2 separate regions of the Mus musculus genome follow, and region 1 is linked to region 2. Evidence: chromatin loops called from intact Hi-C (ENCODE). Cell type or tissue: gastrocnemius. All regions are shown on one strand. Links, peaks and the distances in the headings refer to the core of each region. The heading gives the core; the rest is flanking DNA. Region 1 holds the start of Mtus1 (mitochondrial tumor suppressor 1). Region 2 overlaps Fgl1 (fibrinogen-like protein 1).

Evidence for each region. A loop is a pair of places that touch in the nucleus more often than their neighbours do. Peaks named below come from ENCODE experiments on the same cell type or tissue, not always from the same donor. Only the 100,000 strongest peaks of a DNase experiment are listed, where the experiment ranks them.
Region 1: it touches region 2 in a loop (4-fold over the local background); 5 of 42 quality-filtered maps call a loop at or near these places.

The regions. Positions count from the first base shown.
Region 1 is chr8:41,126,924-41,142,472 of GRCm38, reverse strand. It overlaps Mtus1 (mitochondrial tumor suppressor 1), which reads left to right and starts at 8,747. Exons shown (of 14, transcript NM_001005863.2): 1 at 8,747-8,992. In gastrocnemius, for the core only: a CTCF peak has its summit at 8,732 (motif pointing left); DNase peaks (open chromatin) are centred at 8,422, 8,815, 9,165, 9,728 and 1 more place; H3K4me3 peaks cover 2,500 bases; H3K27ac peaks cover 2,500 bases.
Region 2 is chr8:41,184,317-41,199,865 of GRCm38, reverse strand. Fgl1 (fibrinogen-like protein 1) reads left to right here. Exons shown (of 8, transcript NM_145594.2): 5 at 117-214; 6 at 2,464-2,552; 7 at 2,721-2,908; 8 at 8,186-8,432. The coding sequence ends at 8,345. Among named protein-coding and RNA genes, the nearest start is that of Fgl1, 23 kb to the left of the region's middle. In gastrocnemius, for the core only: a CTCF peak has its summit at 8,183 (motif pointing right); a DNase peak (open chromatin) is centred at 8,229.

The DNA.
Region 1 (15,549 bases), core at 7,349-9,848, 58 kb after region 2:
CCAGCTCCACTCTGTTGCACTTTAACAGAGTTCTGTGCTTTTTATAGAGAGCAAACTCCAAGCCAAGTAAGCACAGGTCTTAAGAAAATTGGTTTAAATTCTAATCAAGAAGTTCAAGTCAAACCAAGTAGCAAAAGTGGAAACTATCAGCAAAGTGTGTGTGTGTGTGTGTGTGTGTGTGTGTGTGTGTGTGTGTGTGTGTGTGTGCTCTCTGTTCTTCTGTCTGCATGGCTCCTGTCTTTGTAGCATCCACACAGAGTGTCTGATAACCATTTTGAACTCTATTGTTTGTGCCTACCATACAGAGGTTTGAGGCCAAGATCTTTCATTTGCTAATCATCGGTATCCGAGGATTGTTGTTTCCGAACCTCCAGGTTATCCCATAACGTAGACAGAGGACCAAAGATAGAAAACCTGTGGATAACATCTATAACATAATTAGATGATGTGGTCCCTGAAAGCCATAGGAAGGTCTAAGAGCTCTGGATACCTGTGAGTCAGTAGAAAGCACAAGAAAGCAAGGGACTCTTATCGAGCCCAGAATCTCAAAACAGCCAGAGTAGATGCTCATCAGAAAGCTTGAAGACAGCTGCTCAAAGTGGAAGAAGCCTTGCACATTCCAGCGTCTGTGAAGTGTGTGGAGGGTGCAAGTGGCTGTTCAAAACTAACTGTCGAAATGTCTACTCTCAGACAAGTACCGTACCAAGACCAAACTTCTGGAAGAACGCTCACTAAAGGAAAGAGAAACAATGAGACAAAAGGGAAGAGAAGATCCTGATAAAAGTAACAAGGACAAACAGAAGCAGAAACTCCCAGGAGTGAAGTCATGTTTTCACTTCCCACACATACAACAAAAAGGAGAAAAGAAAAGCTATGCCAGATTCTGTCTCCTTTCAAAGATCTAGGAAAATTATTTCATGTCTAAAAATGTCTAAGAGGGTGGGTGTCTGTGGCAGGAGGATTCTCATGAGTTCAAGAGCACTCTAGGCTATGTCATGAGATTCAGTCTATCTAGCTTTGGCTGGATTGTGATACCTCATTTGAGAAAAAAAATCACAAGCAAAAACATGATCAAGAAATTACCAAGACTAAGTCCCACATAAAATTACAGCCTAGAAGGGTCGGGGATGTAGTTCAGTATGCCTACCATGTGTAAGGATCTGGGTTTGATTCCCAGAACTGATGAATGAATGAGTGAAATGAATGAATGAAGGAATGAATCAGTCAATCAAAAAATAACAAACTGAATATGATCCCTATAGACGAGGAAAAATGCCCAAGGACATTTATAGAATAGAAGAAAATAGTTGCTCCTTATTACACTTTATTATATCTATTAGGCTATAAATTTGCTTCCTGAGGTTTTTCGTTTAAGTGTTGTACAATTCCTAAGGATGAAAGCAATCAGCCCACCTCTCTGGAAGGGCTGCTCGCAGGTACACGCATCTTAGTGGAAGCCTCTGGAGAAGTAACCCGGAACACCCAAGCTCTTAGGATAGATAACTCTGGGTATTTATGCTAAGAGTCATTTTTTCATCAACAGAAAATTCTTTTTACACTAAAGATTGTTAAAGAGAGAAATGGAATTGTTTCTTGCTGCCAGAAGGTAGCTGGTGAGCTATGAGAAGAAAATATGAGATCCGTTTACTTAACTGTGTATTTGAAAAAAAAATTTTTTTTCTATTTTGGTTCATTGGTAGTACACATAGTACACAAAATTTCAGTGACACAAATGCTTTTTCCTAGCGAATGTTTTTTACAGATGAGGAGGTCTAAGTGGACAGACTTAGAGGCCTTCTGTTTGCTGAACTGCACATAGGAAGGGAGGCAGGCTGGCAGCTTTAGTAGGCTGAGAGGAGTGTTGTGGGATAGATGTGAATCTCTCCATAGCCCCAGGTGTGTAGACCAACGAGAATGAAAGTGAATCAATCAGTTCAAAACATTCAGCTAATACGAAAACAATACAAAAATGAACACTAATAATACCTGCATTTCACCCTCCTGGTAATCCCATTAAAGAGCTAAAGAATATACAAGAGAGATTAGGATCTCAGCCAGCGGGTCAATTACCATATATGCAGGTGGCAAAAGTAAATTTTTAAAAAAGATTTATTTATTTTATTTATATGAATACATTGTAGCTATCTTCAGACACAAACCGGAAGAGGGCATCAGATCCTATTATAGATGGTTGTGAGCCACCATGTGGCTGCTGGGAATTGAACTCAGGACCTTTGGATGAGCAGTCAGTGCTCTTAACCTCTGAGCCATCTCTCCAGCCCAAAAGTAAATTTTTCATTTTCAGTGTGGGTCCTTAAGAGTGATAGTATTTTTCTATTTGATTCTCCTGTGTAAGATTTGTGGGTAATTATTTTGTAAATGAATAGGGATTAGTCACAATTTCATAGGTATTTAAAAAGATATCCACAAGTATACATTTCCAGAAGAGATAAATATTTGGTGGGGTTCAGTTTCTGTACTGGATTAATAACCAGCCTTCCCAGTGTCCTAGAATCTCAAAACTAAGATCAACTTACTTTCTTGTAACTTGTTTGGTACTAATTTACAAAGTAGGCTCACTGTATTTTAATTTAGGCAAATTCAGTCTATATTGATGTATTGAGAAAATAATAATGATGTTGAGGTTTGGATGAGAATGGCCCCATAAGGCTCATATGTTTGAATGCTTGGTCTAGTGGGCTAGTGGAATTGTTTGGGAAGGACTAGGGGGCGTGGCCCTGAGGCACTATAGGTGGTCTTTGAGGTTTCAAAGGCTTCATCAGGCTCTGTATAGTTCTCTCTACCTCCTTCCTGGGATCAGAAGTCAACTCTCAGCTACTGCTGCAGCACTATGCCTGTCTTCCTGCTGCCTCATACCCTGCCGTGATGATCATGGACTACTCACTTTGACTGTAAGTAATTAAACACTGCTTTATATGTTGTCTTGGTCATGGTATTTTGTCATGACAGCAGGAGGAAACAAAGATAGATGTTTTCAGTGGCTCTGTTATGAACTGCCTGCCCAAGTTTTGGAGTGATAAAATTTTGAGGAATGCTAGGTAACAGCATGGGGGGCCAGTTGCTGCTCATTGCTGTTTCTGGTTCTTCCTATACAGTTTACTGAGATATAGAGCATTTTGGTCTACCTTACTGAATACCACTTTCGTAGGGAGAGGATTTCAGAGTCAATAATGTATCAAGAGCCATGAATCCTTGGGGCCATCATTGTGCAGGGGCTGATCCCGCACTCACCTGTCCACAGAGAAGCAAGATTGAACTCACTGGGCTTCATGGTTGCTTATACTCTTTTCGGGTGATCAATGATCCAGAAATAGGCTTTAGGGCAGGGTTGAGACACCTCTCGAGTTCGAAAGACCTTTTCATAAGGGCCACCTAAGACCACCAGAAAACAGACATTTACATCATGATTCATAACAATAGAAAAATTACAGGTATGAAGTAGCAATAATTTTATAGTTAGGGGTTACCACAACGTGAGAAATTGTATTAAAGGGTCACATCATTAGGAAGGCTGAGAACCATTGGCTTAGAGTTTAGGGGCAAACTGAAAAGTGACCCTAGCTCTCTGAGGACTTACATTTGGGTGAAAGGAATGAGGGAAGATTCTATGTTGAGCAAATTCAACATGTGTAGGTGGATTGGAATGATCTCAAAGGTATGAGACTTCAACTGTATAGATTTCCTATTCATATATGTCATAAAGCAGAAAGCTCAGAGAAACTGAAAATGAAGCCTCTTTTTAAGGGAACAGTCAATCCACCCAGTTATAGGGAAGCCTGAACAGGCTCCAGTGTGACACAGTTATGACTCATGGTCAAGAGTGGGTTACACAGAGCCGTGTTTTCTTAGTCATGACGTTTTAAGTATTCAAAGTAAACATTTTCAAAGTGTTTGTGGAACAAACTGGTAGCATTACATTTTTCTTAATTTCTTCCTAATATGATGAGACCTGAAGCAGAACTACAGAATAACTTGTTTGTGGGTGAACTAAAATAATGTTGGCATCACGCTAGAGGAACATTTCCTTCTACAGGGTCTATAAATGGCAATCCATGGTGGGGGGGACATGAAAGGGATTCTGAGATGGCCTCAGATCATTTTGATAAGTGTCGCTGTTGCTGTGAGCCTGCAAAAACCCTTCCCTTGAGATGTTTCATTTACAAACTGGCAGACTTTTGAAGGAGAAGCCTGACTCTGATAGGCCCCATTCTGGAACATGCAGAAGAGAATCCAGCCAAATTTGCAAGCCCAAATAAGATTATGTGAGCAGAAACCTAAGACTTGTTAGTAAGTCAGGATCTTTCTTAGACTGGTCAGTTTCTACACCAGACCATTTGGCTTATCATCTTGAGACACAGAAACTAGCCATCTAGGCTATTAATACTATAATAGAATCCAAACATACTTGGAGGGTCTTTTGTTTGTTTTTTTTTTCTTTTTCAATTTCTATAACCAACATTTCTTCAGCACCTATGAAACCACTGGCTGGCAAGTTTGTGGTGTGTTGTAGAAAGCTACTGTTTATTTTCGAGGCAAGAGCATTTTGGGGATGTGATAATATGACTCTGAGCATGACGGAACTTCTGAAGTCTACGTGAAAGAGCTGCTGTCCCTATTCGTATCTATTTATAGCCAAACTCTGATCTTCTAATGCTGCTCTGAGGCTGGGATGAAATTAGCCTGGTTCCTGAAGAGAGCTATCTTTGTCCATGTGTGCATGCTCTGAGGATCGAACTCAGGACCTAGGGCCTCACACTCTGCAGGTAAGTGCTCTACCACTGGGCCACAATATGTTGTCATTTTTTATTTTCTCCTGCCATGCCCCATTCATTAATCTTTATCTGAAAAAGGAAAGTTTTTTTTTTTTTCAGTTTTCCTTCCTTTAAGTAACATCTTTTGAAAATGGCAGTTATAAACGGGTTGGGACACTTGGACACCTTAATTTGTTGCTCAACATTCTATTTACTGTTTTTCCTGCCTTATGTTAAACATGTTTCCTCAATGGGTGATTTTAAGAATTTGCTTTCTTTTGTCTCTTAGAGATGTCCAAATCCCTGCTCAATGGGAAGGTGATAGAAGTAAGTTTAAGAAAGTAACAAAAAAAAGGAGTGAATTGGAGTAAAGAAAAAAAGGACTCCAAGGGAGCCAGGCAGTGGTGGCACACGCCTTTAATCCTAGCACTTGGGAGGCAGAGGCAGGCAGATTTCTAAGTTCAAGGCCAGCCTGGTCTACAGAGTGAGTTCCAGGACAGCCAGGGCTATTCAGAGAAACTCTGTCTTGAAAAAAAAAAAAAAAAAAGGACTTCAAGGGACTCCTGGAGTTTAGCCCTTGAGAATTAACCCCTTCTGATGTAATGTGACCCTGGGGAAACAGGCTCAAGCCTTACTGCAGATGTCAATGCTAGGGAAAGGAATTGACAATCTCACCATTGTCAACAGGATCACAGCACATTTGCTAGACTTTGAGGGTGGAAGTCTTTTTATTTAAATGAACTAGAGAAGAAGCAAAGTTAAAAGCAACTATTTAACATTTTTGCTTCCCCCTGATTAGAGGACAAGCAATATGATCATTTATCTTATTAATGGAAAAACATAGTCATTTAAAAGAAAAAAAAAAGAAAGAAAGAAAAGATTTATTTATTTTATGTATGTGAGTTCACAGTTGCCTGTCTTCAGACACACCAGAAGAGGGCATCGGATCCCATTACAGATGGTTGTGAGCCACCACGTGGTTGCTGGGAATTGAACTCAGGACCTCTGGAAAAACAGTCAGTGCTCCTTACCAGTAAACCATCTCACCACCCCAACATGTTCATTCTTTATGGCCGATCTCAAGTGGGGGAAGCATCTTTAAAATGTCTACTATTAACATGGATCAAAATGTAGAACATGTGAAATTATATTAAATAAAAACTTTCTCTTCAAAATTGACCCTTTGGTGTCTGGACTCCATTTTAAAACACAACCAGCTACATCAATTTCTTGAAGTTTATTTGGGGAGTTTATTTGGGAAGTGTATTTTTACATATTATTTTGTTTATAGGAATAAAATACTATACAATATAAGTATATGGATTTTCTCTGCCTAATAGAAATGGCAACATGCTAGTAGATAATTGTTTTGCACTTAAAAATATGCACACGATGTATCTTAGATTATTTTATAATAATAAAAGATCTGTGTCATTCTTTTTCAAGTCCTCATAGGATTTGTTTTATGATTATGCCATAACTCTTTTTTAAACAAACTCCTTATAATGAGTTCTTCATCAATCAGTATGTTGTTTCTCAATATGTTGTTACTAGACACAAGGCTGACATAAACAAGGCTTTATACTCATGGAAGTTCCGCAGGGTAATATAAGATAAGCTCTCATTGAGGGGTTTCTAGTGAAAATAACCTGTGCATCTTTATTTAATCAGTTAGGATTTTGAATTTCCCTCTATGGAAGTCGCTCTAGGTTACGTTTACATCTGCACTCTGACTGCCTCTCTTCTCATTATACCAACGCCCGGTGGCTATCGCATGTTCTCATCTTTGACACTCTGCCAAGTGAAACAGGGATTTTTAAATAGAGTCTTCAATTTTCATTTTTCCTCCCAGAGGATAAAACATGCTAACTTTTCTTTAGAACAGAACACCACGAAGTTATGCAGAGTTGTCTTCTTATCCTTAATTCTGGACTCTGGAGCAGGTCAGCATTCAAGTTCAGAGGTCAGGAACATGGCTATATGCCCAGAACCAAGAGGGATAGAGAAGCCAATAGGCCTTAGTTCATGACCATTTGGCTGGACAGAGTCTCTGATGATGCCCCCAGATCACTTCTGATTATGGGAATGCAATGAGAAGCTAAGGTTCTGATTTCCACACCTTCAAAAAAGTGACAGTCACATCTGCACCGTGACTGCCTCTAAACTGTGACGTATCTCCAATTACTTCAGTGAGTGGTTGTTTTTTTAAATTTTGTTTTCTTCTTTCAATTTATCTTACAGAAATAAAAAGTAAAACTGATTCCATATTCATACATAGAACTAAGTCGCACAATGGAATGCAGTGGTGGTGGGAATCTGGATGTGTGTGGATTATATTGGGCCAAATCATCGGGGGCACGTGGCTTATAAAGGCTTAAATAATATGTTTAACACAAGGAGGATTTTCCTTAGGGAGGAAGCATGTTGCTAATTAGCATAATTATCTCATGACTTGCCAGAAAAAAACATCCGGGGCTTTTTTTTTTTTTTGGTTTTGTTTTGTTGGGTGCCTTTTGCTCAAGGGAGAATTGTCCGATGGTTTTTAATGCTGTGCCACTTTAAAACTAGTCACATGATTTTTTTCCTAACGTCAGACAGAGTTGATATTACGACAGGGATTTCAAAGATAAGCAAGAGGTGTTATCTACTGGAATATGGAGGGAAAAAAAGGGGGAGTCGGGCCTGCTCGGCTGGGTTTGTGCCTGCCTTGGCTGCCCTCACAGTGTGACCATGTGCAAGTCACTTGGCTTTTCTGAGCTTCGGTTGCCTCACTCAAATAATAGAGATAATAATCTAACCTATTTACAGCAGGGTCTACTTGTGAGCGAAGAATGGATCATTGTTCACGTGAAAGCACTTAAAGCTATAAACAGCAAAGCTATTAGATCATCCAGCATTCGTGGTATAGGCAACCTCTGAAATGCTGCTTCTGCTCCCTCACCCCCACCCCCGTCCCCCGCCTCTGCGCTCCAAGAAATGTACTGAAAATGCTTTTTCAGCAATCCCAGGCCACGTAGTTTTATATATGTATACACACATGCATACATTAAACTTAGAGTTCTGGGTTGTCTGACATGTTCAGGAATGTTTTTATCTGTTACAAGCAGGCTATCAATCTTTAGGGAAAAAACCTTATATTAAAATATGCTTAGTGGAGGCTGAAATTTCCTCAGTTTGATTCAAGAACAAGGACTTTGGCTTTCAAGTGGCCAGACCTAGCTTCTCTTCCTAGCTTCTCCCACTACCCCAACCCCACCCCCATCTGAACTTCTAACAGTCGGAGTGCTGGTTTCTTTAATCTTTAATAGGTGCTCGCTAGTAATCTGCTCGGAAGTCTGAAGACAATATAGGGCGCAGGTGGGACTCTCCGAGAACAATCAGTGCTGCTTCCTTATAAACCCTTACGCTGATAAGCCTGCAACTTCCCCACCTCCCAACTCCAAAGCCCTTCGCGGGACAGGGAATTCTGGCTGCGAGGGGACCCAGGAGGAGCCAATCCTCCCTCTGGCTAGCTAGCCTGTCCGACGGTCCTGGGGCCCCAAAGTTGGGCTTGGCAGAGCTTAGCTTTCCCACCAGGACGTGAATGGTTTGGGGTCGCGCGGGACAGCCAGCCAAGCGCGCAGTCAGCAGCGGTGGCTTTGCGACACACGTGGCAACAGGTGCAGCGCGATCCAGGACGTACGCCCGGGGCTTGTGGCTTATGTTGACGTTTAGCCAGGGAGCCCGACCCGGCTGGCGACCGTAGTGGAGCTCCGCGGGAGTCATCGTGCCTCAAGGAACCCCTGCTCGTCTCTCAGGTTAGTTTTTTTGGGGGGCACTGCCCCTTCTGCCCCCCTCTCCCCCCCGCAACCTGGCCTTTGTCTGGGCTCTAGGAGCCGCCGCGGGCGAGGGGCGAGGCCACCCAGCCCAGGATCCTCCGCCTTCGCTCCTCCCCCTGGCGGCCCGGGGCGGGGAGGCTGGGACGCCCGGGCTCCGGGTTCCCGGTTCCCGCCTGGCCGCCAGGGTGCTGGTGCGGGTTGGGGTCGATCTGCAAGCCCCAGGTACAGACGTCTCCAAGGCAGGACCCGCCGAGGGTGCAGAACGCCGTGGCTCCCCCCAGGGCTGGCTCCCCGGCTCTGCGGGCAAGCGCGGAGTGGATCCCATTCCGTCGCCCATCCCGGCCGCGGTGGGGACCTCCGGAGAACGAGGAGCTGGGGAGCGGCGACTGCAACGCACTCACGGTGACCGGACTGGCTTTCCGGGGAGGGGGGCGGGTGTCCTAGTGGGTTTCAAAGTAGGAGGAGTGGGGAGGCTGAGCTCACGTGGGACCCGCGGGGCTCCTGCAGGACAGCGGGCTGCAGTTGCTGTCACCTTGAAAGTGACCGAGGCGGTGGGTTTATTGTGGATAAAGGACAACTGTCAAGTTTGCATCCTCGGTGGAAAGCCGCCCACCAAGCGCTGGATTCTGGCTCTGGACCTGGCAGCCTCAGGCTTCCGGCTGGGCGACTTGCCGGGGTCCATTCCCACTAAGCAGTCAGGGCAGAAAATATGGGAGAAAGGGAATTAGTGCAGTTCCCCAGGTCCTCATGCGGGTTTTACTCCCTGCAGCCTGCGGGTTCTTACAAACTCTAAGGGAAAGCCCACGTTGAGGGTCGCCGTATTGATTACTCAATAGAGGACTTAGCTCGAATTTCCGCGAAGTCTTTGCGCCCCCCCCCCCAACTAGGGTGATCTGTTCACTTTTCACTTGTAAAAGTGACACATTGAATTGTAAACATAGCTTGCATACTGGCACTCACTCTGCAAAATGCTACTTTTAAATTGTCTTGTGTTCTACCAGAGGAAATCCAGTGTATTTTGTTTGTCTTAAAACCAGAGTCTTAGGCAAAACAGGAGGAAAGCGAGCTTTCATGTTCTGCCAGGTGATTGGAGTTCAATCAAGGTATCAAATCACAGCGCGGTGGGGGTGGGAGTGGATTCCGGGGATCCGGAGACAACTTGTGGGAGGGCAAAAAAGAGGTGGGGTCGGGCCCCCGCTAAACATATGACCTCTGTAAGGAATGTTTTACAAATAGGTTATCAGTTTAAATAGTTCATCCCCGTTCTCTCCAGCAATCCCTTTAGGGCAATCTGTACTCTGTTGTGTGGGTGTGTTTAAACTTCTTGTTTACAGATTTATTTCTCAAGAACTGTATCGATAAGAAAAGTTATGCAAGAAAACCTGTTCCTGCCCTGTTTTTTTAAAAAAGGCATAGAATTTAGTTTAAAATACTTTTAAAATGTTGTATCGATCTTCACCTGAACCCTCTCTCCACTGCCCCGGCCCCCCCCCCCCGTGACCCACCCCCTTGTTCAATGGATGGAGCGAAGAGTTTTGTATATACCAAACACCTGGATTATCATTGATAGCTGCCCCAGCCCCTCACCTGTTCCTTTTAAAAACTAGATTTATGTGGGAAACAAATTGTGTTTGGGAGAGGTCTGTACCTTTTAATTAACCGTTAGGAATTCAAGGATAATTTTTGTAGGGTTTAGCTAGGATTGTGAAATTCTGGATAAATTTCTTGTAGACTTTTTGGAAACTAGAGTTACAAGAATTAAGCTTTTAAGAAGCATGTTGATTAGTAACCCTGAGAGCTCTGATTTCAACCGGAATGGACCGCTGATGTATACAGTTTGATACATTCAGGAAAATAAGAGTCAATCCCACCATTTCTCTTTTTCTCCCCTTTGTAAACTATAATGAAAATTCCCCCATTATATAAAGCCTTCAAAATCTTAATAAGTGTTACACATTATATTCTATACACGTGTCGATTTACTTAACCTTGTTTTACAAGCTGATCTTTTCATTTTCAGTTACTGTAATTAAATATGCTATTGCAACCCTTAATCGCTTTTAAAATTTTGTCTGCAAGGTAGGTTTCCTTAGGATAAAGTCCTTGGAAATCACAATTAGTGGTGCAAAAGTTTCTTTTAAAAATATTGAACTTTGGTCTCCAAAACGCCTTAGTCAAACTAAGCAGACCAGAACTGGCTCTTGTGTTACCGTCTTTCTAACACCCTTAAAAGGAAGTAGTATTGCCAGCTTTATAGGTGAAGAGTGCAATCTTGGTATTTATGTTTCCATTTCTAGGATTGCAAATGTTATCAAGTACCCCACATGGGTTTCTAGTTCCTTTTCTTGTTTTCTTTTCATTTTGAGACAGGGTTTCTTTGTGTAGCCTTGACTATCTTCAAATTTGTCCTGTAAACCAGGCTGGCCTTGAACTCAGAGATCTGCTTGCCTCTGCCTCCCAAGTGCTGGGATTAAAGGCATGTGCTACTACATCGGGATAGTTTTCCTTTTATTTCAGTGTAGCATCACATTTTCCTCTTGGGATATTGGCATTTTTCTACTTATAAAAACCTCCTCCAGGCCGTTGGGTTGGCATACATCTGTTCATACTGCAAATATTTTTCTCAATTTGTGTTTGCCCTGTAAACACATTTATAGATGTGTTGACTTCCAGAAGTGTACTTCAGTGTTGTCAAACATGTTGGTTTTTCCCAAAATGGATGTTTAGTAGTTCTGAGTCACAGTTTAGGAACCACATATGGCTGTCACTTCTGGAACTATGACTACAACTTCTATGTTCTGCAGTAGCTGCTGTTGTGCAATTTTTTTTTCCTTTTGCACATGTTAATGACAAATTGTGGAGAATGGTATATGTCATTAGGACGGTCTTAGGGCTTGGAGAAATGGCACAGTCTGCTTCTTCCAGAAGATCTGGGTTTAGTTTCCAGCCCCCACATCAGGAAGCTTACAGATTGCCTGTAACTCCAGCTCCCTAGGGAACTAGTGTCCTCTTTGGGCCCTTTGTATGCACCTGCACTCAATCAGATCAGAACACTTAGGGAAACTGTATATAAATGTTGGGTGAGGGTTTTCCTGATTCTTTGGGACCTGAGGAATCTTGAAACCATCTATTTAATCTTTAGGACATTTTTTTCATATCTCTTTCTGTCCAGAAAGCCCTGCAATCACTCTAAAAGCTTGAGTTGAACCCATCCATAGAATGTGTCCATAAGCTTATCATGTCTTGCCTTGCCCTACCCTAAAGCTGAGAAAATGATCAAGACAATCTTGAATCTAGGTGTTTGTAGTGCTTTAAACCTCTATCAGATGATTCCATGTTTGTATCTTTTCAGTGACAACACTCCACAGATCTGTGTTTCCTAGTATTCTGGGGGAAACCTTTTTAATTCATTGGCTATCTTATCAGCATGGCTGTGTCGTCTGTGAGCTTTTGAATTCATTGATGAATATTTTAATGTGTTCTTTGCTACCAATAGAGCCAACAACTCAAAAGTTCAGAGATGTCTTTGAAGAAACTTTTCAATTGGCATCACATTGTTTGGAATTTGTTTTATGTGTATGAATGTTTAGCTTGAATATGTACCACATGCATGTCTGATGTTCATGGAGGTCAGAACAGGGTGTCACATCCCCTGGAACTGGACTTACATGTGGTTGTGAGCCAGCATGTCGTTATTGGAAGCTGAGCCAAGGTCCTCTGTAAGAACCACTGTTAACCACAGACTCTTCTCTCTAGCCCCTTACCTAGCATTTTTATGGTATCCAAAGAGGTAACATTGTGTGTATGATCCAAAATCAAGTAGTAGCCATTGGCTTGGAAAGAGACAGCATTCTCCTCCTTATCCAGTAGCTGTGTGGCAATGGACCATGTGTGGTTGGTTAGAGCATGACTACATAGCCAGGTCTCAGGATGTATGCCTGCAGTTGTAGCACTGGGGAGGTAGATGCAGTAAGATCAAGACCAGTGTTGGCTACAGCCTAAAGTGTGGCTAGCTGGGTTTACATGAGTCTTTGTCTCAAAAAGTAAATTGTCAAAGTCTACAGAGAGCTGCAACTTTCACATCTGGTGGGACTGTTCAGAGAACATACCTTTAAAGATTTCTCTGTAACAGCTCAAATGGTTAGAGTTTCAGATGGCCAGCAAATGTTAGTTGATTTGGACTTTCTTGAAATCTCTTGACCAAGTTTGGCCTTCACCTCACAGAGAACTGACAGATTCTGCCTCCACCCTGCTGAGATTAAAGCCAGGTGCCTGAAATCTTGTGCTTAGCCAAGAAATGTAGGTGCTATACAATCAAAACAACAAAGTCTGAGAAACTTAGGTGCTATACAATCAAAACAACAAAATCTGAGAAAAATGTAAATCCCTGGGATTGAAAGTCTTTGGAATTTGCGGCTCTGGGGATTATAAAGTCTACTCTCTTATAGTCCATTTGCAATTTTTGCCATATTTTTTCCCCATTTTTTTGAGGCAGGGTTTCTATGGACCAGGCTGGCCCCCATCTCAGAAATCTTCAAGACTCTGCCTCCTAAGTGTTGGGATCAAAGGTATGTGCTACCATCACCTGGCCCAGATTATTTTTAATATTCATTATTGTAGTTTAGTTTAATACGGAATTGCTGATACGTGTTTTCTTGATGTCCAAATCTATAGTTGATAAGTTTCCCAAATTCTAACACTATTAATAGATTAAGTTATGTTTTTTGAAGGGGGCGAAAACAAACAACAAAAACAACAAAAAAACCTTTGAAGGCTTGAGATAGCTCTGCTCTGGAATCTTGACTCTACTCTGGGTCTCTGAAGACCTTGAGCAAGTTTATCATCAGCCCCCCTTCTTGCATACTGTCCTTAGGCCCTAGGGGTGTGCCACCAAGCTGAGAGTTAAGAATGGCTGTTCAGGGTTTATGTTTGGGCATCCAAAAATGTCTCCATAAAAGGAGATGACACTCAACAGACAGACAGACAATATACAGACATACAGACAGAGCGAGCAAGCACTAGTGCCAGGATATGTTGTCCTCTGAAGAAAAAGAGGATCTGGGAAATGGCTAAGCTAGCCTGAAGTCTTGTTTTATAAAAGCCTGCTTGACAAGCGTGCAGACTTTGGGTGCAGTCTCTATCCTTTGCTTAGGATGGTTCAGTATAATTAGGGATTGAATGTGACTTTCTTTGAAATGTTTGTTTCCAAGCCAAATTTCATAAAAGTTGATGGCAGTTACAGTTTTTGAAATGACTTCAGTGTTTCTTGAAATCAGCTTCCCTTTCTTGTGGGCATTTTTCCCATTATGGCACAAAGTATCGCCTTAGCTTGTTCACTTGGTCCAAGATAAAGAAAAAAAAGTGTGTATTTTGGGATGGCATATTTGGGGTTTTTATCTTTACTTTGTAGAAAAATACAGCAACATTTCTTTTCCTAGACAGTGAGCTAATTTGCTCTAGACTGTGTCTAAAGGTGCTTTACCTAATAGCCTCCAGAGTCCAGAAGTAGGAACATACGGAACGTTAACACAACAAACTCTTTGTCTATTAAGGCCAATCAGTTTACCTAGGATTAACTTAAAAACGATTTTGCTTTGAGGTTATGAAGCTAAATATAATCTTAAAGTCATTTTAAGTTTCTCATAAGCTGCCATTGTTTGCTTAGATATGTCATTGTATATGTGTGTGTGTGTGTGTGTGTGTGTGTGTGTGTGTGTGTGTGTGTGTGTATGTGTATGGGTGTGTGTGTGTAGACTGGGCAGGCTGATGAGCCTCAGTGAGCTGCTTTGGAAAAGATTTCTAGGTCATTGTATACATTAGTGTGCTTTTAATACAGGCTTGAACCTTGAAAAGAAATTGTGTTTTAAGCTTGATGCTGAACTTATTATACTGGAAGTATTAGTCTGAGAGTGGATTGATCGGTTACCCTGATCTCCAGTGAAACCATGCTAAGAAATTTTGTGTACTAAATTGGCCTTGAGAAAGACTCCAGGGGGTGGGGGGAGTATCTATACTTTAACAAGAAGAGGACTAAGTAAGGGTAAAGGTACATTCTTTTGTAAATAACCATGTGTCTGCCAGTGATTGCTAAGTCTGGACTGGTGGGAGTTAGCTTATCTTCTATGCCTTTTGTGCATTGCTTGCTAGCTTGGCAATATTTAACTTGGGTGTTATTTACACATTCACCAATTTGGAAGGAAAAAAATCAACATTTGTTCACTTTATTTCAGATAAGCAGTTTACAGGAGATGTTAGACAGTATTTGCTGTCACACAAGGGAAGGGATTAATTTTCATTTTGCTCATCTTGTACTATAAACAAATTGAGATTTTAATTATTTTTATCCTAAGAATATGAGTGTTTGCCTGAATTTGCACCGAGGTCAAAGGATGGCGTCAGATCCCCAGGTACTAGAGTTACAGATGGTTGTAAGTCACCATATGGGTGTTGGGAATCAAACCCTGGTCCTTTGGAAGAACAACTAGTGCTCTTAATCCCTGAGCCATTGCTCCGGGCCCTTGTAAAAATTTTTTTTGATGATTGTTAATGATTCATGGCATTATGTGGGTACCCCGTGTCTACTTAAAACATAACTCAGCCAGCTTGGTGGAATAAAAATAGTCGCCAACAGAGACCTAAGCAATCTAAGAGATATCATTCAAACATAGACACCCCCTCCTGTCTCCCCCATCTCTGTGAAACTGATTGAGTTGTATTTACTAGAATACTAGCTAAACTTGTACTATATATGTCTTACCTTTTATTATATAGTAGACTCCTACGTTGACATCATCTTATTCTTAGGCATGTTACATAGTTGAAATTTGTTTGCCTACCACTACTAACTTAATCCTGTAGATTCGAACTCGGGATTGCAGGAGGTCCAGCTTGCTGTTGAGTAACCAGGTTTGGAGACATGAAAAAAGAATGGGTTAGATAGGGCTGAGTCAGGATCTCTT
Region 2 (15,549 bases), core at 6,952-9,451:
GAGAATGAGTAAGCTACTCAAGAGAATACTGGAGATGAGAGAGTATGAGGATACTTAAGCACTGCAGGTGTCTGTCTGTATTTTGCTAAAACTAACATTCAGTGTAAACTTTTCAGGGGTTGGAATGACTATGAAAATGGCTTTGGAAACTTTGTCCAAAACAATGGCGAATACTGGCTGGGTAACAAAAACATTAACTTGCTAACTATTCAAGGTAAGGTTTGTGCTGGCGTGCAAGAGGCACATCTTAGACTCAGTCCCCAGTACTATGAAACTAAACCCATGCAGTATTTCCCACTAGATCATAGGCAATAGAAAAAAACTCTGTATCAGTCATTTTTTTTTTTAGATGTAATGATTCTTGCTGAGCCATAATCCCATTTGTAAGATATTGCTTAAAATAGAAAAGTGAAACTAGGTTGGTAGGGAATATTCAGTTTTCTAGTGTATATTTTCTAGTCCTTGAATGGAAATGTGTTGTCAAAAACACTTTTAAAGACTTGAGTGTGTGTGTGTGTGTGTGTGTAAAATTTATCACCACAATAATACCTTGTAATAAGCCACTGAAAGACAGTAGTACTTTTGGGGCTAGAGAAAACTCAGAGCTCAACAGTTTACATTGTTTCACCCAGCACCCACATCAGGTAGGCCATGACTGCCCGTAACTCCAACTCCAGGGAATTCAGTGTTCAATTCTGGCCTCTGAAGGCACACGCACATGTGGCATTACTCACACAGACACCTACATATAGATATAAAAAGAAGAAGTCTTGAAAATGGTGTGGTCTGACCCGACTACCCCAGCATAGCTGTAGCCATTTTGTCCCGTGCCTGCCAGTCACTGACACAGAGAAGTGACTCGGCTCAGAGCAAGGACACGCTGACCACATGCCCTGTTTTGTTCTGAATGTTCTGTATGAAGTTTGCTAATCTTAAGAAGTTCTACAAAGCTTTGTGTAAGACCCATCAAATCAAGGGTCAACAGGAACTGTTAGGTTTGAGTCAGAGCTGACCACCAAGGCAGAACTGCTAGCACCCGGCGTATGGTCTCATTAGTATTGTGTGTGCGTGTGTGTGTGTGTGTGTGTGTGTGTGTGTGTGTGTGTGTGTGTGTGTGTTTTCTTCCTTTATAAGCCTGCTCTGGGAAATGTTTGATGTCACAGTTCAGGTATCCTGAGCTACATCCCTGGTCTGACCAGTATCAGGGTGTGTGTTCAATAAACCATCCCTGTCTAACTGAGATTAGTGTTCTTATGGTTTGTGAAGCAACTCCTAGACCATAACAGAAAGCATAAAATAGATAATTTCATGTAAATTGTGAACCCCTATACAATTCTCCCATACACACTCACTTGCGTTACTACAGAGTCCGATATTTGTATACAGCTTTATGTTTGATAACAACTCATTGGTACTTATTTTTTATATTCTTTGGCCTCCATCCATCCTCCTCCTCACCTTGCTTATAGCTTGAGGCTGCAGTCAGCCCCATCTAGGAACAGTGCTCAGTGTGTTCACACTGGCAGCACACAGGCTTACTGTTCCAGCCCAGCTCAGGCAACTGCTGAAGTCTATTATATTCGAGGTCATCAGTGGGTTTCTGATGACAAGGATATTGGAGATATGAGAGTGGTAGCTGAAGAGGTTGTACAGTCCTGATAGGTCATACCTTCCCCCGTGATCCGTGCTCTCTAAATCTACAAAAGGCTTCCTTTCCCTCAAACTATAAATTATCCTAGTTTTAAGAGGTGTGTGTGTGTGCCAAATATGTAATGTTTATCATGCAATTCTATCTCTTTCATAGATTAATATTTTTTAAGATTTATTCTATGTATATGAGTACACTGTAGCTGTGGTTGTTGGGAATTGATTTTTTTTTTTTTAGGACCTCTGCTCATTCTGGTCATCCCTGATACCTCAGGTCAACTCTGCTCGTTCAGTCCCTGCTTTCTCTGGACCAAAGATTCATTTATTACCTTCCCTCTTCCTCTTTTGACTATTTCAAGACAGGGCTTCTCTGCGTAGCCCTGGCTGTCCTGGAACTCACTCTATAGACCAGGCTGGCTTCAAACTCAATGTCTCTGCCTGTGCTGGTATTAAGGGTGTATGCCAACAATACCAGGCTAGATTTCTTAATCTATTAACTAAAAATACCATCTCTGTTTTTTTTTTAAACAAAGTGAATCATACTATTATTTTGTTTGTATTCTTTACTTAGTAGACTTTTTTCCACTTTACTATTTTGCTGTCATTGTTTTCAAGTAAAATAAACAATAACACATTCACGTTGTATCACAGTAGTGTCACTGTTTATTCTTTGAAAACTGATTCTTGGCTGAAGTAAAACAAACCCACCATTTATTTTTAAGACTAGTCAGTATCATAACATGTATTTAAAAGCCAAACAAACAGAACTACAGTTTCTTACTGTTTCTATTGGCTTTTTGTTTTGTTTTGTTTTAGGAGACTACACTTTAAAAATCGACCTGACAGATTTTGAGAAAAACAGCAGCTTCGCACAATACCAAAGTTTTAAAGTTGGTGATAAAAAGGTACTAAAAATTTTATATAGACAATGTCTTGAGTTAATGTTGAAAATATGCAACTAAGCCCCAAAGTCTGTAGAAATAAAAATATGCAATATAACCTGTTTTGTTTACTGAACGTGTTTTCAAAACGTTTCCCACTGATAGTAAAAAATGACTCCTTTTTTCCTTTAGTCTTTTTATGAACTAAATATTGGAGAATATTCTGGCACAGCTGGAGATTCCCTGTCAGGAACTTTTCATCCTGAAGTACAGTGGTGGGCTAGTCACCAAAGGATGAAGTTCAGCACGTGGGACAGAGATAACGACAATTACCAAGGAAACTGTGCTGAGGAAGAGCAGTCTGGCTGGTGGTTTAACAGGTTGGACACTTTGCGGACCCAGTTGTAATGGCACTAATGATACCTCACTGACGGGCCTTAGCTATAATGAGTGATGTAATGTCGACCTCTGTGATACTGTTAAGTAATCCTCCTTTCTAGAACTCTTCAGCTTTTGAAGGTGCTTCTGAGGACTTGCTCATTGAGTTATGTTAGTGAAGCCTGACCAGTACGGCAGAAAAGCTGGGTGTGTCTGGCGTTTCTGTAACTCCAGCACTTGGAGGCAGAGACAGGAGCATCACCCCAAACTCAACACCTGTCTGGTTCACATACCAAATTCAAGGCTAGCCTGAGCCACTTAGCAAGATCCTGTCTTGAAAACAAACAGACAAACAAACAAACAAACAATTACATGAAAGAAAAAGAAACAAACAACAAACCAAATTCTCCAATAACATGTCATGGAAATAAATCAAACTTTTACTTTTTAAAAAATTATTTATTTATTTTATGTATGTGAGTACACTGTTGCTGTCTTTAGACACACCAGAAGAGAGCATCAGATCTCATTTCAGATGGTTGTGAGACACCATGTGGTTGCTGGGATTTGAACTCAGGACCTCTGGAACAGCAGTCAATGCTCTTAACCCCTGAGTCATCTCTCTAGCCTTCTACTTCTTTTTAAATTTATTTTTATTTTATGTACATTGGTGTTTGGACTGCACATATATCCGTGTTAGGTTGTCAGAAGCTCTGGAACTAGTTACAGACAGGTGTGAGCTGCCATGTGGGTGCTGGGAATTGAACCTGAGTCTTTGGGAGAGAGCAGCCAGTGCTCTTAACTGCTGAGACATCTCTCCAGCCCTCAGAATGCTACTTTTACGAGGATGTTTTTGTTATAAGCAGAACACCACTAGTTGACGGGAGGAAGTAGAGAGCATGCATACAGTAAAGTTAAAAAAATATTATAATAAAGTTAAATGTTAAAGAGAAAGAAAGAGAAAAGGAAAAAGGGAGGAAGGAATTTGTGACACTCAGCTAGCTCTTTTCACTGCCCTATATCTTACAAGATAACCACTGTTACTGCTGTAATTTTAATGCTCCTTTTATTCCATATTAACTTTTTTAAAAATGTATTTATTTTTATTTTATGTATTTGAGTACACTGAAGCTGTACAAATGGTTGTGAGCCTTCATGTGGTTGTTGGGAATTGAATTTTTAGGACCCCTGATCGCTCCAGTCAACTCCACTCTCTCAGTCCCTGATTGTTCCAGCCCAAAGATTTATTAATTAATATACATAAGTAACACTGTAGCTGTCTTCAGATGTACCAGAAAAAGGTGTCAGATCTCATTACTGGTGGTTGTGAGCCACCATGTGGTTGCTGGGATTTGAACTTAAGACCTTCGAAAGAGCAGGCAGTGCTCTTAACCACTGAGCCATCTTGCCAGCTCCCATATTAACTTTTATTAGTTCATTGAATATAAGCCTTTCCAATCTAGGGAAGATTGCTACAATAGTCTTGAAACTTAATCCTACCCCAGCTGCTGTTTATCATCGAGCTCATTCTTTTGAGTGTGGAGAAGCTGGGGGACTGGGTTCTGAGGCTCAAATCCTGAGCCTTGTGGATCATAGGCAAGCACTCTACTATGGAGTACACACACCCTGGCTTCTGATACAAATTTCTTCATTGTATGAACCTGAGATATGCTTCTTTTTTTATTATTATTCTCTGTCCTGTCCCCACCTCCCAGCTTTTGAGACAGAAACTCATGTAGCCCAGGTTGGCAGAATTATAGGCAGAAGCATCCATGCCTGGCTGACTTTAGAGTGGTATATTCAATTCAGATTCAGTGAGTTTAAGATATTACCATCAGTTACAGTAAATTTATACAAGTGTAAAAATAGCAGATTTAGCCGGGCGTGGTGGAATCCTTTAATTCCAGCACTTGGGAGGCAGAGGCAGGCAGATTTCTGAGTTCGAGGCCAGCCTGGTCTACAAAGTGAGTTCCAGGACATCCAGGGCTATACAGAGAAACCATGTCTCGAAAACAAACAAACAAACAAAAATAGCAGATTTCCCCCTGGGTTTTACTTTTCCAAAAGATGAGTCTATTTAACATTTGGCCAGTTATTAGGAAAACAGAGTGCACACACACACACACACACACACACACACACACACACACACACAATGTGAAAGGAAGAGAAGGAAAATCACTTTTTCCTACTGTGAAAACTTGAAACAAAGTGATAATCTTCCCTTGTGGCTTTCTTGTTCTTAAAAAAAAAAGTTCTAAGTAAGCATTATTTAAGACTTACCTACAGATAACAATGTCATCTGTGAACATTCACTAATGTCTGCTTTTGAATAGACTGGAAGACATAACCGTTAACATTACTGAGTTCTGACGTGTGTACTTTGTCCATTTGGTTGATTTTTGGTTGATTGTTCTGTGCCCGAATGGCAGTTGTACACACATTAAGGAAGGCAAATAAATGTTAAGAGCTGACTTTAGAAATAGGGGTTGAGGAGAACAAAACAATTCAGTAGCAGGAGGCACCCACGGACTACTGGTCAACCTAGAGAGAAAATAAATTATTCCAGAAGCCTCGTCTGTACTCTGGTCTTCTGTGTCACATCTAATCTACGTGACTTGTTGGCACTTGTGAGTGTCTCTCGCTACTGAGGCTGGAATTGCAGCGCCCCCCACAGGTTTGTGTATGTATAGTCCAGCCCCACAATAGGTAGGAGCCTAGTCACAGCTGCCCTCCCTGCCTGTGCCCTGTGCCTTTTCCACCGGGAAAGGCTCCAACCCCTGAATCATTTGCCAACATAAGTCCTTCCTCCCGTAAGTTGTTTTTGTATGGCATTTAGTCATAACCAGTAGAAAAATAACGAAAACACTCATTGCTGCCTTGTGGGCCTCCTGTTTAATGCAAGTGTGATTTCCCCTACCTGCTATGCCCCACACCTGCAAGCTACAAGCTGCTTCGTTACCTCCGAGTATCAGTCTCCACTAAGCAGTGTCAAGCCCAGGCTAGAAACTGAAGGCTACTGACACACCCATCCCTGAATGCTAAGTCGTGGGCCTTATGGTCCATTTCTCAATAGGCTCCAAATCAGTCCAAATATGAAAGTTCATATGGCAGACGTCCTCTATATAAAGATATGCCCAAGTATTTATTTATAAAGAGGTTTTTCTTTTTAAATGTTACTTCTCATGGTACTTTGAAAACACAATGAATACTGAAGCCTTGCAGATTTAGGACGCATGGCTCCAATTAGTCCTAACCATTCAAATTAGGATGGCTGCCAGGGTGACCAATAAAAGTAAATCAGAAGCTTAGTGATGGCCCACGCCTACTACTTTGCATTTATGAATGAATTATAGGCTTTTCTGACTCAATATTTTTTCCAGAGTTGTTTTTTTTCCCCCAGAACTGCTTCTGAATATTCTTTTCACAGCCTTCAGGCTGATATGTTTTCATTCATTATAGCAATAAATAAATATACAGTGGCTGGGAGTGGTGGCGCACGCCTTTAATCCCAGCACTTGGGAGGCAGAGGCAGGCGGATTTCTGAGTTCCAGGCCAGCCTGGTCTACAGAGTGAGTTCCAGGACAGCCAGGGCTACACAGAAAAACCCTGTCTTGAAAAACCAAAAAACAAAACAAAACAAAACCAAAAAACCAGTGATTAATATTATATCAGGAAAATTAGAACAAACTGTAACATAGAAGTTTTTGTATGCCAAGGACAGATGAGTGTACTCCAAAGGAGGAAGAAGGAAATATTTGAGTTTTATGATACTCTAACAAACCTATCTAGATTGGTGCCATATATGTAAAAAAATTAACTTGGCAACCCAGACAATAGATTATTTGATGATAGCTGGGGGAGTTTTAAAAGGAGGTTTGGGTCCTGTTTGCTCTTGAAGATGGAAATATTTGATATGGTAACAGTTCAAAGAAGCGATCTGACTAGTGAAAGCCACATCTGACCAGGCCAGCTCAGTCACCTCAACAGGGTGGAGGTGGAAAGATGGGAAAGAAAAAGACAATTAGACAACAGTATAACATGAATGACGACTCCAGCAGGTGCTGAAGCTAAAGCAGGTTTGTTTTTTCCAGTCTGCTTTTATAACAATCTAGGTACATACAAAGAGTAAGCTCAGTCCTGAGGCATAAACAAAGTAATCGATTAACAAGGCAACAATCAAAGTAATCAAACAAGGCAATAAACAAAGTCCTGTGGTCCCTGCATCTAGGGGTTTATCACAATGACCAAAATACAAGGAATGCAATACTTTCCTCAGCTGTATTGACCTGGAGCCTACTTCCTAGTCCTAGCCCAATGTCAAATTCCTGCCGAATTCCTAGAAACAGCCCCCAATGCTCTCCTCACACATCTTGGCTGTAGATTAGAGAACTTGGATGCACCAACTACCCAGGAAGCTGCAGCAGAGCCCCTCCCCCCAGTCTTATTTTGCTAATCATGGCTTCCTGGCCAACCACAAGGTAAATAAACACTGCTCAACTGGGAGGATGTAGGTGAAGTTTACAAAGAAGTTTTTCTTTGCTTTTTTTTTTTTTCCTTCTCCTTTTTGTTTAAAAGCTACTAAGAACTGAAATACTAAGCTAAGCAGTGGTGTCACAGGCCTTTAATCCCAGAGCTTGGGAGACAGAGGCAGGAGGATCTCTGTGTTTGAGGCCAACCTGGTCTACAGAGTGAGTTCCAGGACAGCCAGGGCTACACAGAGAAACTGCCGCTTCAAAAAAAGAAAAATAGGAGCTGGTGAGATGGTTAAGATCGACGACTGCTCTTCCAAAGGTCCTGAGTTCAAATCCCAGCAATCACATGGTGGCTCACAACCATCCATAATGAAATCTGATGCTCTCTTCTGGAGTGTATGAAGACAGCTACAGTGAACTTACATATAATAAATAAATAAATAAATAAATAAATAAATAAATAAATAAATAAATATTTTTTAAGAAAAAAAAACACTCAATAAAAAAAAAAGAAAAATGAAAAAGAAAGGAGAGGGCGGGGGAGGTAGAGGGAAAACTGAAAGAACTGAGTTATTTAATTCTCAACACTCCAAGTGATTTGGGATGGATCGTCACATATACTATGGGACCGAAACTCACCTGTTTAAATAACATTTGGTTGTAGAAAAGTCTCAGGTTTGAGAACATGAAAGTTTTGTGGGAAAATGGCAGAAGTCATTATCTAAAAGTTCTAATCATTTCTTAGCAAGTTTCTCAAGAGTACTTTCCTTCTGATTGCTCTGTTTTCTTCTGTTCTCCCACTAGGTGTCACTCTGCAAACCTGAACGGTGTTTACTACCGTGGTTCCTACAGGGCAGAAACGGATAATGGTGTTGTGTGGTACACCTGGCATGGGTGGTGGTATTCCTTGAAATCTGTGGTTATGAAAATTAGGCCAAGTGATTTTATTCCAAATATTATTTAGTTGCCCTCATTGGGATCTCCTTTCTGTAATTCATCTTGGTTTACTTGAAAATAAATATTTGAAAAAGATATAATTCTGAATAACACACTCATGGCCATGGTAATTGTGTGTGACTTCTCATTCTTCATACTGCCTTTATTACTTAATGTACTTTAAGTTCAGCAGATACACAACATCCACCAAATAAATGCAGATTATGTTAATGTTTACCAAATTGCTATGTGCATACTGATATGAGAAGAGGTTAGAACTGTCTAGAAAACACCACAGACTGATTAACATGATTAACTAATAACCCAAGCTTAAATTTGTAATAATAAATCACATATGCCCGGGTGTGTTTAGTGCACGCCTTTAATCCATGCACTTGGAAGGCAGACACAGGTGGATCTTTGAGTTCAAGGCTGGCTTGGTTTAGAGAGCGAATTTCAGGATAGCCAGGAAAGACTTCACAGAGAAATCTTGTTTAGGGAAAAGAAAACAAACAAACAAAAAAACCAAAATAAACCAATAAATCATATATAACGCGACTGACAGAGAGAGAGAGAGAGAGAGACAAAATCTGGCAAAATATGATGTTTTGTCCAAATCAGCTACATACGTATTACACGTTGGGCTTTGGATTAAAGTCTGTGGCTACAGAGTTAAACTGTTAAGCGCAGTCCAGGCTCTTCAAAGGTATAAGCACTACTCACATGCTCAGGATATTTCTGCTGTTTCCACCTTTCTTCATAGGCCTTATTTTACACATGATGTTGGTTGACAATGGAGAAGTAACCAGAGGCCTCATCTTACTTCATAGGTCAGCCCCTGGGAGAGGTTGCTGCTGCTGAGCTGAGAATTTCTGTATCTGAGTTTTGGTTATAAGGTTAGTGAAAAAAACCAAAAACTCAAATCTAAGTTGTTCGGTACTAGGCAATGAATGGATCTTCTTGAATAACTCTGGATTGGTGTTTTTTAAGTGAAGATAAAAGAAAGATCTTCCAAAAACTATTTGCATGCTAACCCTGGGCCAGGCTCAGAAGATACAGCTTGAGCCCACACAGCTAAGGGAGAAAGGCACAGCAACCACATAAACATGAAATTGTAAGTTGGTTTTTGTTTGTTTGTTTTTGTGTTTTGTTTGTTTGTTTTTTGAGACAGGGTTTCTCTGTATAGTCCTGGTTGTCCTGGAACTCACTTTGTAGACCAGGCTGGCCTCGAACTCAGAAATCTGCCTGCCTCTGCCTCCCAAGTGCTGGGATTAAAGGCGTGTGCCACCACGCCCGGCTTTTGTTTTTATTTTTAACCACAGTGTCTATAATAGGTAGGGCAGCAAGATGGCAGCCTCCTGCTGGTGCAGAGAGAATCACTTTTGTAAGATTACTTTGTCTGAGTAATTTGACATCTTCAACCTATTAGAACTGTGACAAAAATGCCTATCTTCATTCTGTACCTCGAGTCATTCATTTTAGATATATTCAGACAGCAGTACTTTCCTTGGCTCCTGGACTCGTCACTTCTGTCCAAAACACAGTATGCAGACACACTGAGACAGTCCATCATACAGTGACCCCCTTGGATCCCAGCATCCTCACTGTCAGTCAGAACTATAACATACAACTGACATGAAAAGACAAGAGAAATATGGTAAAATAGGTCACCCATCAGTTCCTTGGCCTTCATTCTGGCCTTTGGCTAAAAAGAAAGGATAGTTATAAGAAAAATTATAGAAAAAGTCACCTGCATGAAGGGAGTACTTGAGAGTGAGTGTTCTGCAATGAGACCCGCAGTAAGTTCATGGATGAAATGATGATGTTTTGGAAGAAGGGGCAACTGGTCTTCTGATGATCCTCATTAGATATACTTCTAGCTAATGAATCTGAAGGTGTAGTTGAGAACTTTCACAGTTTCCAAGTTGTAGATGGTAGATACTTGTATACATGACAACCTTGCAAAAGTGATATGTGTTAAACTTGGTATAAATTGTACTAACTGATAGGTAAACATAAAATACTGACACTACTTATAAAGGTCTTAAAAGTTAATAGTGTAAATATTCCTAGAGTTGGTCACGGATCTAAAACAGCAAGTAAATATTTCCTCCCTCCCTCCCTCCCTCCCTCCCTCCCTTCCTTCCTTCTTTCCTTCCTGGGATAGGGAATTTTAAAGACAGGGTTTCTTTGTATAACCGGGGCTGTCCTGGAACTCTGTGTATAGCAGGCTGGCCTTGAACTCACAGAAATTCACCTGACTCTGCCTCCCTAGTGCAGGGATTAAAAATGTATGCCACCACCACCCAGTTTAAAATATTTCAGAAGCTGATAAGTAGAAAGGAGAGATGTGTGCTTTGATGGGTGTATGACGTGAAGCAGGGTCCTGACATGATTGCAGTGGTAGATGGAGTGGCAATCAGAGAGACTTCTTAGAATTTTTGATCTAAGGCCAACACTAGGTATACTAGGGGAAATCATAGCAGGCAGAAGGAACCCTAATGCAAAACACATAAAACAAGGATATGCATAGAAAAAAATGAAGACTACGAAGGTGATATAGTTTACAGGTCCTTAATTCTACATGTTATAGCTGGTTTACAGCTTCCATAATTTTCTTTCTATAGCAGAGTGACCTTGGAGAGGTACTAACTTCTCTGAGCCTTATGTGTTTCATCTATAAAACAGTGTGCCTCACGGGGTTGTTTATAGAGCTGTACAAGGGAGACAACATCATACAAAGCCCAGTGTCAGCCAGCGTTCAGTAAGAGCTGGTGATGGTAAGGAGGCACTGAAGAACAATGCTAGATGTTTTTGAAAGATGTCAAGGTCATGACATGTTATCCTCTAAACTAGTGGTTCTCCACCTGCCTAATGCTGAGAACCTTTAATACATTTCCTCGTGTTGTGGTGACCTCCCACCCCCCAAACATAAAATTATTTCCTCTGTACTTCATAACTGCAATTTTGTTACTGTTCTGAGTCGTAATGTAAATATCTGGTGTGCGGGATATCTGATATGTAACTCCTACCAAAAGGGTTGCAACCCACAGGTTGAGAACCATGACTCCAAACAGTGCTTACCAAGGTCTTTTCCTTCAGTGTCATTCAAATCACCAGGGCTCTTGTAGACATGTAAATTATGATTCAGGGCAGAGCTTAAGATTTTGGTTTTCCAGCCCATGCTTGTATAGCTGCCTAGAACACATAAGAGAAATTCTATCTCAGAAATTTTGATTTTTCTGACAAGCTTCCAGAAGCTGTAGATGTTCCTGGTCTAGGAATGAAGTTCTGAGAAGAAAGGGTATAGGGAAATCAAAGTTTCTTGAGACATTCATGTCTAGTACAAAAAGCTACTGGAACAAATTTAAGAGATAGAAAACTCAACAGATTTCTCAGATCCTTAAAGATGCTAATGTACATTCCAAAGTTCTAGTTCAGAGTACTTCAGTTTCAGGATTATAGATGTCCAAACAAATAGAAATCTATTCGTCTTACTGAACAAGATGGCAGATGATAGTTGTTTGCCAGGCTGAGTTCAAGGGACTGTAGGACAAAGGCTGACATCTCTGCAATAGATCTACACCTCTCCCAAACCCAATTTGTCCACTGTTGTTCTGCCTTTGATTGTTAAAAATTATTAGAAAGTGTTAACATGTTCAATTTATGTCGTATTGACAGACTTGAGCCATATTGTTGAGAATATTCTAGGTGTGGAACAAAGGAATGCATGAACAAACCAAAAGTAATTTGGCAAGATGATTTCTTTTTGCTAAAAGAGGTACATCAGCACAGTCAGCTATTGGATGGATCACAGGGCCCCCAATGGAGGAGCTAGAGAAAGTACCCAAGGAGCTAAAGGGATCTGCAACCCTATATGTGGAACAACAATATGAACTAACCAGTACCCCTGAGCTCGTGTCTCTAGCTGCATATGTAAAAGATGGCCTAGTTGGCCATCATTGGAAAGAGAGGCCCATTGGTCTTGCAAACTTTATATGCCTCAGTACAGGGGAACGCCAGGGCCAAGAAGTGGGAGTGGGTGGGTAGGGGAGTGGGGGGGGGGTGGGGATAAGGGGGAACTTTGGGATAGCATTGGAAATGTAAATGAAGAAAATACCTTTAAAAAAAAAAGAATGAGAAAACTTTGCCAGATACAAAGTTTAAAAAAAAAAAAGAAAGAGAAAAAGAAAAAGAAAAAGAAAAGAGGTATACTGGAACCCAAACTAGGCTAGTGAACACACTTGCCAGAACGGCTTTTGTCTTTTATCCCTGATACAGGCAGTGATTGGGTCTCATCCTATTGGTGGGATCTCAACTTCTCAATGTGATGTGATTGGCTAATCCAAGCAAAAGAAACAGGGTAAGGTTTAGGAAATATGGGCCCCTAAGGGTTAACTACCTTTGGTAGATACAAACCTGTTTCTCACACTATGTTCATTCCATCTCACAGTAAAGACCATGGTAAGGTCAACTACAACTGTACCCCATGTTCCTAGTTGATAAGAGTTCTCTAGAGGATGAGAACCAAGTAGATATTCCTAGTTTAAATGAGAAAAACAAACAAACAAACAAGCCTAGGCCTTAGCAATAAATAGTCATTATAAGTCAAAATCAAATCCAGCAAAGAAAATTCCAAATCTTGCAGCTCTAATGACCAGTGTTGTAAACTTGTAATGTGGTCTTCTAGGCTACAAAGAGCTTGCATAGCAACATCCTTGGAATGTTTCATCTTCCAGCATCCCATGACTTAGATATGATAGTAAAGATAATACACTTGACTTCTAATATGTCAGTTGAGATTACATTAAAATAAAACCATGGATATTTATTTAATGCATGCGCAAGCATATTCTTAACAAACAGAACAAAACCCCTTATGTTAATTATAATCCTCATTGCTGCAACTAGTTATGTGGCCTTAGCTGGTATAACTAACTACCTTCCTCCTACTCACCGTTTTCTTTCATTTCCCTCACCCTCAGCATGCACTTCAGTTGTCTTTACCAGAAGGAGTTGGACATTTGTACTGGCTAATTTTGTGTCAACTTGACACAGCTGTAGTTATCACAGAGAAAGGAGCTTCAGTTGAGGAAATGCCTCCATGAGATCCAACTGTCAGGCATTTTCTCAATTTTCAAGGGAAAGGCCCCTTGTGGATGGGACCATCTCTGGGCTGGTAGTCTTGGTTCTATAAGAGAGCAGGCTGAGCAAGCCAGGGGAAGCAAGCCAGTAAGGAACATCCCTCCATGGCTTCTGCATCAGCTCCTGCTTCCTGCCGTGCTTGAATTCCAGTCCTGACTTCCTTGGTGATGAACAGCAGTATGGAAGTGTAAGCCGAATAAACCCTTTCCTCCCCAAATTGTTTCTTGGTCATGATGTTTGTGCAGGAATAGACACCCTGACTAAGACAAATGTTCTTGGTTATTTACCCTCCTGCCTAGATTGGGCTTGTTTTCTGAAGACACAGGAACACAAGATGCCCTAAAGGTGTTCCCACATTCTAGACACACTCTTTTTTACCTCTGTGTGAAGAAAGAATCCAATGCCCTCCTGGTAAACTGGGTCATTCACACCTCCTAACATAGTTAGTCCCTTGTTTAGTGCAAGAGTATCAGGAGCTCCATAGAGCCAGGAGGGACTCTTAACTTCCAACTCAATGGGATATTTGCTGTGCCCACTGGCAAAATGGCTCCTCCTTCGAGAACTCAAACTTTTTAGGCCTGAAGAACACAGGGCCACAGGAACAGAAAGCATTTTTTTTTCCTAGTGGGTCACTATGGGTGATAGTGAATGGTTCTAAATATTTATTTCTTTAATTTAGAACATAAAAAACATTCCATAGTGGGCTGGCGAGATGGCTCAGCAGGTAAGAGCACTAACTACTCTTCCAAAGGTTCTGAGTTCAAATCCCAGCAACCACCCATAATGAGATCTGATGCCCTCTTCTGGTGCGTTGGAAGTCAGCTACTGTGTTCTTATGTATAATAATAAATATTATATATAATAATAATATTATATATATATTATATATAATAATATTATTATTATATAATAATAAATGAATCTTTGGGCCGGAGCAAGCTGGGACTGAGTGGACAAGTTGACCAGAGAGAGCAGGGCTGACTGGAGCAAGCAGGGTTGACCGGAGCAAGCAGAGTCCTAAAAATTCATCCCCAACAACCACATGAAAGCTTACAACCATCTGTGCAGCTACAGTATACTCCCATACATAAACTAAATAAATAAATCTTAAACAAAACAAAAAAAAGTTCCATAAGATACACTTTAGTAAGTCATAAAGAACTGAGTTTTAGCCAAATTTGAATAGCATACTTGCTTAAGTAGTAGCCTGAAGAACTTAGCCAATTAGGAGATTAAAAGAGGGAAAGCTTTTAAGAAAAAAAAAAAAAAAAGATAATTCCGCAGAGAAGAGGAAGGGCAGACTAAGAAAGAGTATTACATAAATCTCCGTAGAATAGTCGTCTGTGCAGAAGGGATGAGCAAAAGGATTAAGATGTCATAAAGACTAAGGGAAAGAGTGCTGGTGAAAGTCTATGGGACTTAGTGAGAAGGCCACTTGTGTTAAGTCTACTTCAGCGGAGTGGGGCGGGGGTGGGGGGCAGAGCACGTAGGACAAAGATGTCATTTGGGAGCATGCACATAAAAGAAACTGGGCTGCTTTGATCCAAAGCCTGCATACTAGGAAGACCCCCCCACACACACACTAAAACTCCTCAGGTGGGTGTGTGCAGTGTGCCAAGCTTCTTAATTCAAAACTTAGAAGGCTGAAGCCCGAGACGAAGAGTTGGAGGCTAGACTGGATGGTAGTTAGACTCCATCTTCTAACAAAACAGAAGTTAGGAAAAAGAAGTAAAATAGTCCAATGTCACCATAAGTGAGCCATTTATTAGACTGTACCACTTCTTGTGTGTTTGTGTTTATGTTTGCATGATGTGTGTGTGGGTAGTTTGAGCTCACATATTTAGACAAACTTATGTGTGTGTTGGAGGGTTAAAGTTGAAATTGTGGGTATTTGTTAATTGTTTAATAGTATATTCATTTGTAAAGGGTCTCTCAGTTGAATCGAGCTTATTAGTGTCCATACATACACACACACACACACACACACACACACACACACACACACAAATGCACAAGCACAAGCACATGTTATGTATATGTAACATACAAACATACACACACACACACACACACACACACACGTATAT